Linked DNA regions of Homo sapiens: all the other regions are linked to region 2. Evidence: chromatin contacts called from ENCODE Hi-C or POLR2A ChIA-PET data. All regions are on one chromosome and are shown on one strand. Each heading gives the region's core, a stretch centred on a gene start or an enhancer-like site at or near the end of the contact. The rest is flanking DNA. Distances are from core to core; before and after follow the strand shown. Region 1 overlaps ALPK2 (alpha kinase 2). Region 2 overlaps MALT1 (MALT1 paracaspase). Region 3 overlaps ALPK2 (alpha kinase 2).

Evidence for each region. A loop is a pair of places that touch in the nucleus more often than their neighbours do. ChIA-PET counts read pairs that join two places held with the same protein, here RNA polymerase II (POLR2A). Pooled maps may share reads with other maps.
Region 1: a loop to region 2 is called in a map of B cell, with 5 times the contacts of the local background. The contact joins two enhancer-like sites. A Hi-C loop is called at or near these places in 3 of 168 maps with a recorded cell type or tissue (B cell, CD8-positive, alpha-beta T cell and naive thymus-derived CD4-positive, alpha-beta T cell), 2 of 37 single-sample maps with no recorded cell type and 8 of 50 pooled maps. POLR2A ChIA-PET finds 5 or more read pairs at or near these places in 3 of 52 experiments (GM10248, activated B cell and activated CD4-positive, alpha-beta T cell).
Region 3: a loop to region 2 is called in a pooled map, with 2.5 times the contacts of the local background. The contact joins two enhancer-like sites. A Hi-C loop is called at or near these places in 1 of 168 maps with a recorded cell type or tissue (IMR-90) and 2 of 50 pooled maps. POLR2A ChIA-PET finds 5 or more read pairs at or near these places in 2 of 52 experiments (HEK293 and activated T-cell).

The regions. Positions count from the first base shown.
Region 1 is chr18:58,523,656-58,527,460 of GRCh38, forward strand. It overlaps ALPK2 (alpha kinase 2), which reads right to left. Exons shown (of 13, transcript NM_052947.4): 7 at 280-407; 8 at 151-186. Among named protein-coding and RNA genes, the nearest start is that of ALPK2-AS1, 31 kb to the right of the region's middle. RefSeq lists a silencer at 2,413-2,492. Within about 2 kb of position 2,401, at least 5 of the 41 ENCODE cell types and tissues checked have a DNase peak (open chromatin) inside an H3K27ac peak, as active enhancers do; they include B cell, where a contact is called at or near this core.
Region 2 is chr18:58,714,895-58,718,896 of GRCh38, forward strand. It overlaps MALT1 (MALT1 paracaspase), which reads left to right. Exons shown (of 17, transcript NM_006785.4): 9 at 1,041-1,073. All of the region lies in intron 1 of LOC105372146 (a long non-coding RNA gene), which reads right to left. Among named protein-coding and RNA genes, the nearest start is that of MALT1-AS1, 45 kb to the left of the region's middle. Within about 2 kb of position 1,322, at least 5 of the 41 ENCODE cell types and tissues checked have a DNase peak (open chromatin) inside an H3K27ac peak, as active enhancers do; they include B cell, where a contact is called at or near this core.
Region 3 is chr18:58,563,657-58,567,959 of GRCh38, forward strand. All of the region lies in intron 4 of ALPK2 (alpha kinase 2), which reads right to left. It overlaps ALPK2-AS1 (ALPK2 antisense RNA 1), which reads left to right. Exons shown (of 2, transcript NR_188108.1): 2 at 2,806-3,022. Among named protein-coding and RNA genes, the nearest start is that of ALPK2-AS1, 8.8 kb to the left of the region's middle. Within about 2 kb of position 1,600, at least 2 of the 41 ENCODE cell types and tissues checked have a DNase peak (open chromatin) inside an H3K27ac peak, as active enhancers do.

The DNA of each region.
Region 1 (3,805 bases), core at 1,151-3,650, 190 kb before region 2:
TGATGGCATTCATTTCTTAAGTCACGCCATAGCTCTCCTTCTCGGTTGGAAGAGTCCAGAGGATTACTGCTTCTACTCTTTCCTCTGGGAGCTATTTTATGCTTTACAGTAAGCCCATTTCCTCTGGCAGGTCAACCCTAACTGACTTACCTTTAGTATCCTGGCGACTTGACAGCTGTTTGAGAACTAGAAGAAGACAAAGCAGAGAATGGCTTCAGTACAGATGTCCATTGTGAACGGGCAGGGGCCAGTGGTTTTTCATTGAAAACTGTGGTTTACCTTCAGCTGTGAGGTTAAATTCAGCAGTCACTTTTCCGTAGCTGTTCTTGATGCAGCAGTAATAGAGTCCCTGGTCCTTCGGACTGGCTTGCACGATGGCAAAGGAAACAGTGGAGTTGTCCCCTGCACTGCAATGAGGAATATTCACATTGACACACTTCATCATTCTACAGTTGCATTTTTTCCTAATATACTTAAGGAGAAAGAAGCTAAGACTTCCCTGCTCACATGTTTTCAGCCAGTGAGCTGCCCAAAGGGCAAAATCACGATCAGCTGTTTAAATAATTGATTTATCCACAGAGGAGAGTCATTACATTTTGGCTAACACGCTCACTCCAATAAGCAGTAGGTTTAACTGCCATGAGTAGAGCAAAGAATTGAAATTGTGAATTCTGGGAGCTGTTGTTAACATTTCTGCTCAGAATTCAGCTCAATTATGTGACTAATCCGGGTGTCCTGTGCTTGAAGGAAAGTCTGATAACTCCAAACCCAAACTTATACAGATACAATAAGGGACAAGAGAAAACGGGGTTCTTAGCTTTATGCTACATAAGGATTCGTGACTGAGGGCCCCTTTGTAATAGTGTCCTGTACTCCCCTAGTGAGGTACCAACCATCGAACCATTCACTCACCCAAAATTATTAAGTTCCGGTCACTGTGCTATGAAAACTAAAACTGGTGGTGGTGGTCATATTGGTGGTGATGATGACAGTGATGATGATGCCAATAGCTAATGTGCACTGAGCATTTGGTATGTACCAGGCATTGTGCCAAATCACATAAAGATCAATTTCATGATGCCCTCAGAACAACCTAATGAGAGAACTATGTTTACTATTCTCAGTTTGCAGATGAGGAAACTGAGGCATAGAAAAATTTAAGCAAATGATTTTGACTTCATTAAGCTGCCTCCCCAAGTAAATTATGGTTCCCGCCCTCAAGTCTGGGATAATTTGAAACATAGGGAGAGCCACATATTTATTCCAAAGTCTCAAACAAAAAACTTACTCTACAGCAAAAAAAAAAAAAAAAAAAGGATATTCAGACGTTGTTCTGGTTTTGTTCTTTAAAATGAACTTTGTTTAAACATTCACCAAGATTCTGTGTATGTATGTGTATACATGTGTGTGGTGTACATTTTAGCTTGGGTTCGTTTCATAGTTTAACAACAAAAATTCACCTAGCTTGAGTTTGTCTCAGTTGCATGTTCAAAAACAGTGTTCATTATTGGTTGGTTTTTCAATAGACTTCAAGCCTCCAATATATACATTCCTTCCCTGGAATATACCAGTGGCTTAAAACAAAGTTCACTAAACCATTCTACTTCCTTCATTCCTGGGGTCTCTGAACATATCCCACTGTATGGTTAAAACTGGATGTGAACAAGTCCAGTTATAAGGGGAAGACTTCCGGACAGGGCAGTAAAACACAGAGTGGGCCACAGAGGAGGCTTGTGGAAAGTCCTTCTCCAAGGCTCTAGGATTGGCACAGCCTTTCTGTCATTGAAAGGGGAAGGCAAGGGCTACCCGAAGGGCTGGGGGCTGAACTAGAACTGTCCTGTGAACATCTTCCTTCCAGCCTAGAAATTCTCTGATACTTGGCCCAGAACCACGAAGACCGTTTTTCCTGGCTTGGCCCATGGTCCCCACCCAAGGCTTTCTTCTAGAAGGAATACATGTAGGAGTCAGAAAGGTCTGGATCCCAACCCTGAGGCCGACCTCAGGTGTGCTATGTAGCCTGTCACCCTCAATTTCCTCCTCTGTGAAAGCAGAATGAGCAAGATCACCGCTCAGATGTGTCATGAGGAGTAACGTGTCATGACACCGGCGTGTGAAGCTTCAGCGAAAAGCCCAGTCTTGAGCGTGGTCACGAGTCATTACTTCGTGGTGAGCAGTAGTATTAGTGGGGAACAGTAGTATTAGTGTGCTTTCTCCATGATACAAAACTACCTCGGAAGTCCCAAAGAGTTCTATCCAACATTTGTGGAGTATCTGCTCTGTGCTTAGTACTGGGGGATTCAATGATGAAAAAGAAAAAAAAAAAAAAAAAAAGGCACAGTCCTTGCCCTTGAGGGTCTTCTAGTCTGGGAGGAAATGGACAAACAGAAAATACCAATACAGCTGTAGAAAGCAGTAACAAGTGATCTTGTGCCTTTTTTAACCAAGAGGGTAAGTTCAGTTTCATATCCTCTTACCCTGTAAGGGACAAATCTTTTTACCTTAGGAAATGGCTACAGACAGCAGAACAGCAGTGGTGATTAGCTGTGCAGACAAATGCAAAAGAAGCCCATGTCCAGAGTGTGATCAGAAGAACACAAAGAGTGAAGTTGGCTGCAGGGAGAGGGTACTTAGCATGGGGACTTCTCTGAGAGATCCCATCATCCATCACCAGCCCTAAGGAGCCAGGGCTTGGCAGCACCCCCACCCACCACTCAGTCTGGGCTGAGAAGTCCTCGGGTTGTTTCTCCCAGGGCCATCCAAGGAGATCCTCCCATCCCAGCAGCCAGCTCCTCATCCACTGGTTCCCAGCGGGAACAACATGACCTGTGCTCCATGACCTTGCTCAGCTATCAGTAGGGCCGCTCTACGTGGACAGCTGCCCTTTCAAAAGCCCAGGGAACTCAGAAGGACCTCTCTCCCCAGAGTGGAGAATGGGTTCCTGGTTACCAAGAAGGTACTGATGGCCAAATAGCACCAGAGGGTGCCACCTTGAGGTCTCCATGAAGCCAAGACATGCCACTGCTACACAGAGACTCAAACCAAGCTACCACTTTCTTCTTCTTGGTTTCTTCGAAGTATATTAGTCTTGCCCTACCCACAAGAAAGTCTTCTGACACCTAATTTCCACGCTTTAGCCTGTTAAGGAAAGTACCCAAAACTTGCGGACAAAGGAAGAGGATCACAGTCATTGTTCAACAGGATCATTGAGGATGATCTAGTGAAAGAGAATGCTTTGCTATTTCCCATTTACACAGAACCCACTCAGACACTTTAAGTTACAGGTTAACTTTTAGGTTTCTGTGCAGTAGAAAAGATAACTCCCAAAGTTTATTACCTGTCAAACATTAACCAGTTTTATATCTATTTCAAAATGTATTTCCGCATTCCTTTGCCTGATGGACTATCTAAATCTTCATTCCTCAAATGCTCCTTTGAACAACTCTTGCCATTGTACAGGTTCCCTCATGATTTAGTAAGTTCAAGAAGACCTTTGCTCCACGTTCATATTATATTTGAGAGATTTCAACTCTTTGAAAATGATACAAGACAGTGACATATTTCATGGAGGCACAAATGAAGGGAAACGCTGGACTGGAAGTAGGCATGAGAGAAATTAGCAAACATTTGAAAACCCACTTGAAATAATATAAATGATCTCTCAATAAACAAATGAATTATAACTCTTAAATATTCTCAAGTGTTAGCATGGAGAAAGCAAATGGGTTCAACTAAGCCAGACACTGTCACCAAGGAGAAATGAAGCAAACATCACTAGGAATCAAAGGCCTTAGCCACGCGTCATCAG
Region 2 (4,002 bases), core at 72-2,571:
TCTCATTATTTTAGCATCATTACTAGTTTGCTTAGTGTCATACTCATATTGCATTAGCAAACATCTATTATTGTGAATGCCATTGGGCTGTGCTGACTGTATATAAGCAAACTAGACACAGCAGAAAGTCCCCATTACCTGTGCGTCATTCTCCTTGCTGTAGTGTCCTCAAATTCACATAAAGCCTCAATGAGACCTGCCTCAAGTAGGTCTTGAACTGTCAAAAACCATCCTAGTAATTGTTTCTCTTACTGGGGGAGAATAGGGGGTCTGGATAGAATCCCCTTTCCTAAATTAGTCTGTTAATTCTTGCTTTTCTTTAATGAACATTATGAAAAGTTATTTCAGAAAAACTTTTGTAAATAGCCACCACTAAGATTCTAAAATTTTCCTGGCCCTTTGAGTTTTTCCTCATTTCCCACAATTCAGGGAGTACCAAAAATTTAGGTTTAAAAGAAGAATGTTGTATAGGGAAAGCTTTTAATAGGCTTCAGTGGCATGTATTTGACCAGTAGTACAAAGTTATCTCCCGACAGTAGTGGACACACAACTGATGAACTACATCTTTCCCTACATGGTGCTTCAGGTGCGGGGCGGGATTTTATTTTATGTATACTAGAGGGTGAAAGCATAGAATCCAGAAGGAGACTCCCTAAGTTAGTATCCAGATTTGCTACTTACTAGCTTCATAACTTTGGGCAAGTGACTTTAATCTCTCTCTGCCTTAATTTCCTTATCTATATAATGGGGTTAATAATAGTAGGCACCTCATAGGGTAGAGTGAGGTTTCATTAGATCTGTTATATATAAAGCATATAGAACGGTGCCAGCTGAGGCATCAGGAAATGGTAACTACTGCTACTTCCTATTGTGAACACCACCATCGTTTTTTTCCATTCAAGAGTGTTTTTATTAAAAATCTGAAGAGTAGAAACTATATTCTGTAAGTGATGCTGCTGATGTTATATACTTTTCATGTATCTTTAACTCTGGAAATATACCATGGATCTTACATGTTTTGCTTTTTTATCTTTGTATAGATAATAAAGAGCAAACAACTGACCAGCCTTTGGGTGAGTAGAACTTTAAAATGCATTATCAAAGTATAATTATTGTGTATAACTCCAGAAGGAATTTAAGACATTTTAATTTGGTTTTTTAAAGAAATGTGAATAACATTGGGACCAAATGTTTTATTTTTTTGTATCTGTAAAAGAAGGTTTAGAAGAGGAGGCTTAAAAATGATTACAAATTCAGTTTCTAGGGTCAAGTCAACTTCTGTGGAGTGATTTGTGTGTTTCTCACGATATGCAAACAGACATGCGTACAAAAAGAAACATGTACATGCTGCATAGTTAGCATAGAGGAGGAAGTGGTTAGTGCTGTCTCTTGGTGAGGGATAGAAATCACAAAGGCTGCAGTAGCTTTAGCGTTTGCTCCCCTGTCTTCTCCAATGGAAAGAGAAAAGAATTTAGGATAAAATGTAAACGAACAGTTGCATTTGAAGAATGCCTGGGACAAGAAAATGTAAGGGAGAAAACTTTAGCAGATAAAAGTTTAGCAGATTAACATTTAAAGATGGTAAAAATAGCTAACAGCTTGATGCTGGCAGAAGCCAGATAAAATATGTCTAAAATTTGTCCATTGGATTCAGCTACTGAAGATGTGATTGGTGGCTTTGAGTGGAATGTTGAAAGTGCCTAATATGTGTCAGTTACTGAGTTATGCTGGGAATTTAAACATGGATACAATGTATAAAATAGTGGAAAAAGAAAGATTCAGAAGTGAACAAATGAAGACAGTACATATTAATTTGTTGGAAAGAAAGAGTGGTTTGAAATTAACTAGATAGGGCATATATTCAAAGTGTTTTGGTAGGAGGGGAAAATGTGAGGATATTTACATTTGGAAAGGAAGTATCTGTTGAGACTGTGTAGATTAGAGTGATCCATCAAAGAGAGGACAATTTATAGAGCAAGTTCCTAGAAGAGATGATAGGGATTTGGGCCAAGGTGAAAACAAGAGAAATTGGCTTTAATCAGAATGTTGAAACCTCTTTTGAGATTAAAAAGAAGGAGAGATTGGTGAACAGATAGATTTATTGGGAAGCTGAGGACATTTTTAGTTTATGTTTTTTGTTTCTAAGTAATTAGGCGTAGTAATATGCTTAAAAGATTGAGGAAAAGGCTGGGCATGGTGGCTCACACCTGTAGTCCCAGCACTTTGTGAGGCCGAGGCAGGCAGGATCACCTGGGGTCAGAAGATTGAGATCAGCCTAACCAACATGGAGAAACCCCGTCTCTACTAAAAATACAAAAATTAGCTGGGCATTGTGGTGCATGCCTGTAATCCCAGCTACGTAGGAGGCTGAGGCAGAAGAATCTCTTGAACCCGAGAGGTGGAGGTTGTGGTGAGCTGAGATCGTGCCATTGCACTTCAGCTGGGCAACGAGAGTGAAACTCTGTCTCAAAAAAAAAAAAAAAGATTGAGGGAAAAAGAGTAAAGTAAGGCTGAATATAGATCTTATTCTATGGCAGAGGCTTAGAGGCTAAAGAAAATGGAAGCAAGGTCTTACAAGTCTGATCTACAAGTGAATGTGTATTGAGAGTCCAACTAAGACTTTTAAAGAGTAAGAATTTATAATGGTTCAGATCAGTTGTGTGCTTTTTCTGTAGCAGATCTCAGCTTTAAAATAGAGAAGATAGGCTGGGTGTGGTGGTACACGCCTGTAATCCCAGCTACTCGGGAAGCTGAGGCACGAGAATCACTTGAACCCAGGAGGCGGAGGTTGCAGTGAGTGGAGATTGTGCCACTGCACTCCAGCCTGGGCGACAGAGTAAGACTCTTGTCTCAAAAAAAAAAAAAAAAAAAAAGAAACCTGCTATGTTTCATTCATAGTGGTAAGTTTTCATGTATTCCAGCTCCATGATCTTTTCTTTAGATCCTCCAGACAGACCTCACTGATTAAGAAATACCTATTAAAATAGTGTTCTGAACAAAGGCATAGCCATCATATTCTGTAGAGAGGAGCATACATATGTCTTAGGTACACAAAATGACAAGATCCAAATGTAACTGGGTTAGTTGCTGAAGATGGTTTAATCACAAATATGCATTTAATAGTAATGCTAATAAACTAAGTGTTTTCACCTAGTGAAATGTTTAATTTAACCCTGAGATGTAGGTATTTTTCCTCATTTTTAGTAGATGAAAATTTAAAACTGTAAGTGTTTAATAAAACTTGCTCAGGATTATACAATGTAGTAGTTGAGACAGGATTGAAACCCATCTATCTCTCATTCCATAGCCTCCGTTAGCTCCATTATGCCAGGTATTCTTTCTCAAACATGTCCCAATTGAAAGAATAACAAGATAAATGGAATATCAGGTCAACTTCTATCATTGAAGTTCACTAAACATTTATCTAATGTTTCATCTGTGCTTTATGACAGGCATCCCCCACCCCCAGGCTGTGGACCAGAACTGGTCTGTGGCCTGTTAGGAACTGAGACACACAGCAGGAGGCGAGTGAGCGAGCATTACCACCTGAGCTCTGCCTCCTGTCAGATCAGCAGCGGCATTTGATTCTCATAGGAGTGTGAACCCTATTGTGCACTCCTTAGGAGAATCTAACTAATGCCTGATGATCTGAGATGGAACAATTTCATCTCAAAACCACCCCTCCCCTGACACCGTCCATGGAAAAATTGTCTTCCACAAAACTGGTCCCTGGTGCCAGAAAGGTTGGGGACCGCTGCTTAATGAAACAAGAGAACAAGCCTTGGTTTGTGAATTCAAGGCTTTGGATACTAATAGGAGGCAGACATTAAATGAATAATATAGTACATGCTACATGCCTAGTAGAAATATGTAAAGAATCTAGAAATTGTTCATAGAAGATGGTGATCAGATTAGTCGAGGAGAGTTAGAGAGGGCTTTACCTAAGAGGCAAAGCCAAGGTGAGGATTTTCAAGGACGAATTGGGAGCTCTCAAGGGGATAA
Region 3 (4,303 bases), core at 350-2,849, 150 kb before region 2:
TTTCCAAGCATTTAAAAAATATCTTTAAATATTTTCAAGGCATGATTTTTAATGCCTGCATAGTCCAAAGAATATTGTACCATAATATATTTTACCATTCCTCCATTGTTAGATTGTTCTCAGTGTTTCATTATTGTGAACCATGCTACAATGAAAAGACTCTTGTCCCGATGGCTCTATTTATACTTCTGATAATTTTATTAGGCTAATTACAGGGCCAAAATTTACATGTTAAAGGATTAGTAAATATCACCAATTTGACATCCAGAAGGGTTGTACTAATTTGCACTCTTGCCAGCAGTGTAAGAGAAAAATCTGTTTCCATACAGTCTTATTAGCATGAAGTATCATCACATTAAGAACAATCTCTGAAAATTGAGAAAGGAAGGAAAGGAGGAAGGCAGAAAGGAATGGAGTTGATAAGTTTATGATGAATTTCATGAATTGCGTATTTGATGTCTTTGTTCTTTTTTTTTTTTTTTTGAGATGGAGTTTCGCTCTTGTCGCCCAGGCTGGAGTGCAGTGGTGCGATCTCAGCTCGCTGCAGCCTCTGCCTCCCTGGTTCAAGCGATTCTCCTGCCTCAGCCTCCCACATAGCTGGGATTACAGACATGCGCTACCACACCCAGCTAATTTTGTATTTTTAGTAGAGATGGGGTTTCTCCATGTTGGTCAGGCTGGTCTCCAACTCCCGACCTCAGGTGATTCGCCCACCTCGGCCTCTCAAAGTGCTGGGATTACAGGCATGACCCACCACACCTGGCCCTGTTCATTTTTTATTAAGCTATTCATCTTTTCTTACATCACTTTCTTTGTACATCACAAGTGCTTTTCTAAGTTTTTATTTGTTTTTAATATCAGTTTATGGTGGGGGTTTTTGTGCAAAATTCTTACATCATCAGGTTTTTTTTTTTTCCTTTTTGCTTAGACAGACTTTCCTTACCATGAAAGCCACAGTCTCTTCCACTTTGTTTGATATTTATTTTGGCAGCTGATGTAAAATTAGGGATTCACAGGACCTCACTGCCTCGGAAATTAACAGATCTTCATGTTTGACCCCTTCAGTTTACACTGAGGAAAGAGGCCCAAAGAGAGGAAAGGAAATTACCCAAGGATATACAGTTGGTTAATGGCAGAACCAGAACTAAAATCTAGCTCCCAGTTTATGTCTTCCTTTTTTAAAAAAAATTTTTTTAAAAGTTTTCAATATTATCAGTAAAAATAATTTCCTTAAACATTTAAAAACATTAATCACCCCTCCAAATGTTAGGTTCCTTGCTTCCCTCTCCAGAGTTAATCCTATCATTTGAATGTATTCTTCCAGATCTAAAAAATAATTTTATGTGTTTATATATGTATATACAAATAACATATACTACTATGGAATGGTTGGGGGGCATAAATTGTATCGTATTGTATGTATTATTCTTCAGTGTACCTTTCTAATTCTATGTTGTTTTGAAGCATCCATCATTTGAGCAGGCCACATTTTATTTAGCCAGTTACCCATGAACATTTCCTTAGAAACGTTTCCTTAGAAATAATTCTACAACACACATGATGTCACATGCTTCCTTGGGCCTTCATGCAAGCTTCTCTCAAGAGTCGATATTGAGAAGTGAAACTGCTGCATCATGGCTAATGCCCTTTTCAGTTTTAAGAGATTTTAAGAGATTTTTAAAGAGATTTTGCCAAATTAATCTTACTGGCAATGTACCCATTTCCTTATAATATCAGCTTGGTACTGTACTTTTAATTTTTTTATCTATCTGATGAAAGATGTTATATCTTTAAAATTTGTATTTTCCTAATTACTCATAAGGTTGAGCAACTTCTTGCATATTTATTGACCATTTATCTCTTCCATAAACTTTGTATATATTTACCTTTTAAAAATAATTCAATTGTTACGGATGTTTTATCTATTTGATTTTTATATACCCTGGAAATTAATCTTTGTCTATTACAATGTCCTACATAAAAAGTGTATCACTTTAATTTTCTTAGTGGTATTTTTGTTCTATAGAAAAATTTTAATTTGATGTAATCAAAATTATTGATATTTCTCTTTTTTGTTCCTTCCTTCCTTCCTTCCTTCCTTCCTTCCTTCCTTCCTTTCTTTCTTTCTTTCTTCCTTTCTTCCTTTCTTTCTCTTTTTTGAGATGGAGTCTTGCTCTGTCACCCAGGCTGGAGTGCAGTGGTGCAACCTCTGCCTCCCGGATTCAAGCAATTCTTCTGCCTCAGCCTCCCGAGTAGCTGGGACTACAGGCGTGCACCACCACGCCCCGGCTAATTTTTGTATTTTTAGTAGAGATGGGATTTCACCATATTGGCCAGGCTGGTCTAGGACTCCTGACCTCATGATCCACCTGCCTCGGGCTCCCAAAGTGCTGGGATTATAGGCGTGAGCCACTGCACCAGGCCTATTATTTTCCCAAGAAGATCTTATATCTCTCAAGATCATGAAAATCATTTTGAAAAATTTTTTCAGTACTTTATAGTTTTTTAAAAATTTTAACTCAGAGATCAAATAACATCAGTTTATTGGGGGTCCATTGTAAGGTACTGATATCTTTTCCATATGGTGGCTAATTGTGTCAGCATTGAAGCACTTGTCTCTTCCCTACAAGTTGAAAGACTATTTCTATCCATAAACCAAATTCCAGTATTGGATTCTGTACTCTTTCCTCAGTTTGGTTTATCTACTTATGTACGGCAACTCCCACACTATCTCATGACCACAGCTTTATCATTTGTCTTGATATATGATTGGGTTAGTTCAATGCTTTTTCCATCTCCTTTCAGAGATGCAAATTCATCTTCTATCATAGCCAAAGAAGACCAACAAAGACCAACAGAGGCCATGTCTCGCATTCAGCTCCAACAGCAGGCAGTAGATTTGTTACAGAGACTAAAACCCACCTTATTGCCAAGTGACCCTCCTCTCACCAGCCTCCCCTGCTGCCACCCAAATTCCTGCCACTGAACTACTCCTCAAAATAAAACACAGCTGTAAAATGCACACCTGTTTTGGATTAGTTACAATAAATCAGGATCTGTACTTATTTCAGTTCCCCAGACAGGTGAAGAACAAGCTGCGTTTATAGCAAGCCAACTAGAAAGCAGAAGAAAATTCCAGTCACGAGTTTTTGTTTTTCCTCTTAGGGCAAAGGAGGTTACACTTGAGGAGCCTAAATTTCTTGTTGTTTCCAAACTCCTGTGAGTCTTTACAGAAATGCCTCTAAAAGTTGTAGTATTCTCTCTCTAGATCCATCTAACTGAGCCCATGGTTTCCAAACTTTAATGCCCAAGAGAATCCTCAGACCGCATATTAAAAATGCAGGTTCAGGCCTGCATTTATTTCTCAGACAGCATATTAAAAATGCAGGTTCAGGCCTGCATTTATTTCTCAGACAGCATATTAAAAATGCAGGTTCAGGCCTGCATATTTTTTCACGGTGGCTCATGTCTATAATCCCAGCACTTTGGGAGGCCGAAGCAGGCAGATCACCTGAGGTCAGGAGTTCGAGACCAGTGTGGCCAACATGACGAAACCCTGTCTCTACTTAAAAAAAAAAAAGGCCGGGCGTGATGGCAGGCCCCTGAGGTCCCAACTACTCGGAAGGCTGAGACAAGAGAATCGCTTGAACCTGGGAGGCGGAGGTTGCAGTGAGCCGAGATTGCGCCACTGCAGTCCAGCCTGGGTGACAGAGCAAGACTCTGCCTCAAAATTAATAAAAATGCAGGTTCAGCAAGTCTGTGGTAAAACTTAGGGACCTATGTTGTTTTTTTAAACACGCACCTCATCAGGTGATTCCAATGCAAATAGTCCAGGCCCTCACTTTAAGACACTGCCCTGGGGACTCCAAGCAGAGTAGAACCACCTGAACACGAGACATCCAAATCCTTAGTGCAGGCTGTTTGCCAGGACATGTTTCTGTAATGAGTTAGCTCTGTGAGATCGGTCTACAAGAGAATGATGTCAGTATAACCAACACGTGGCATTGGTTCATACGCAGTTTTTCTTTGGCAAAGGGAACCAGAATAGCTGGAATAAATTACAGAAAATTGAGCAGGAAAACAAGCCTTTGACTCAGCCTCTGCATTGGCAGCAGGGGCCCTATTAAGTTGTATTTTAACAGAATTTCAAATGCAGCCTGCCCTCAGTGGTCCTCTCTCCTAAGAAGCAAACTCCAAGCCCGTGTGTCTAAGGGCAGGTTGAGTGGCGCCCCCAGACCCACTTTAACAGCAGCTTTGCTGGCTCAGAGACCCACTTCTGTCTTTGAGGTCTCCGCACCCTCAA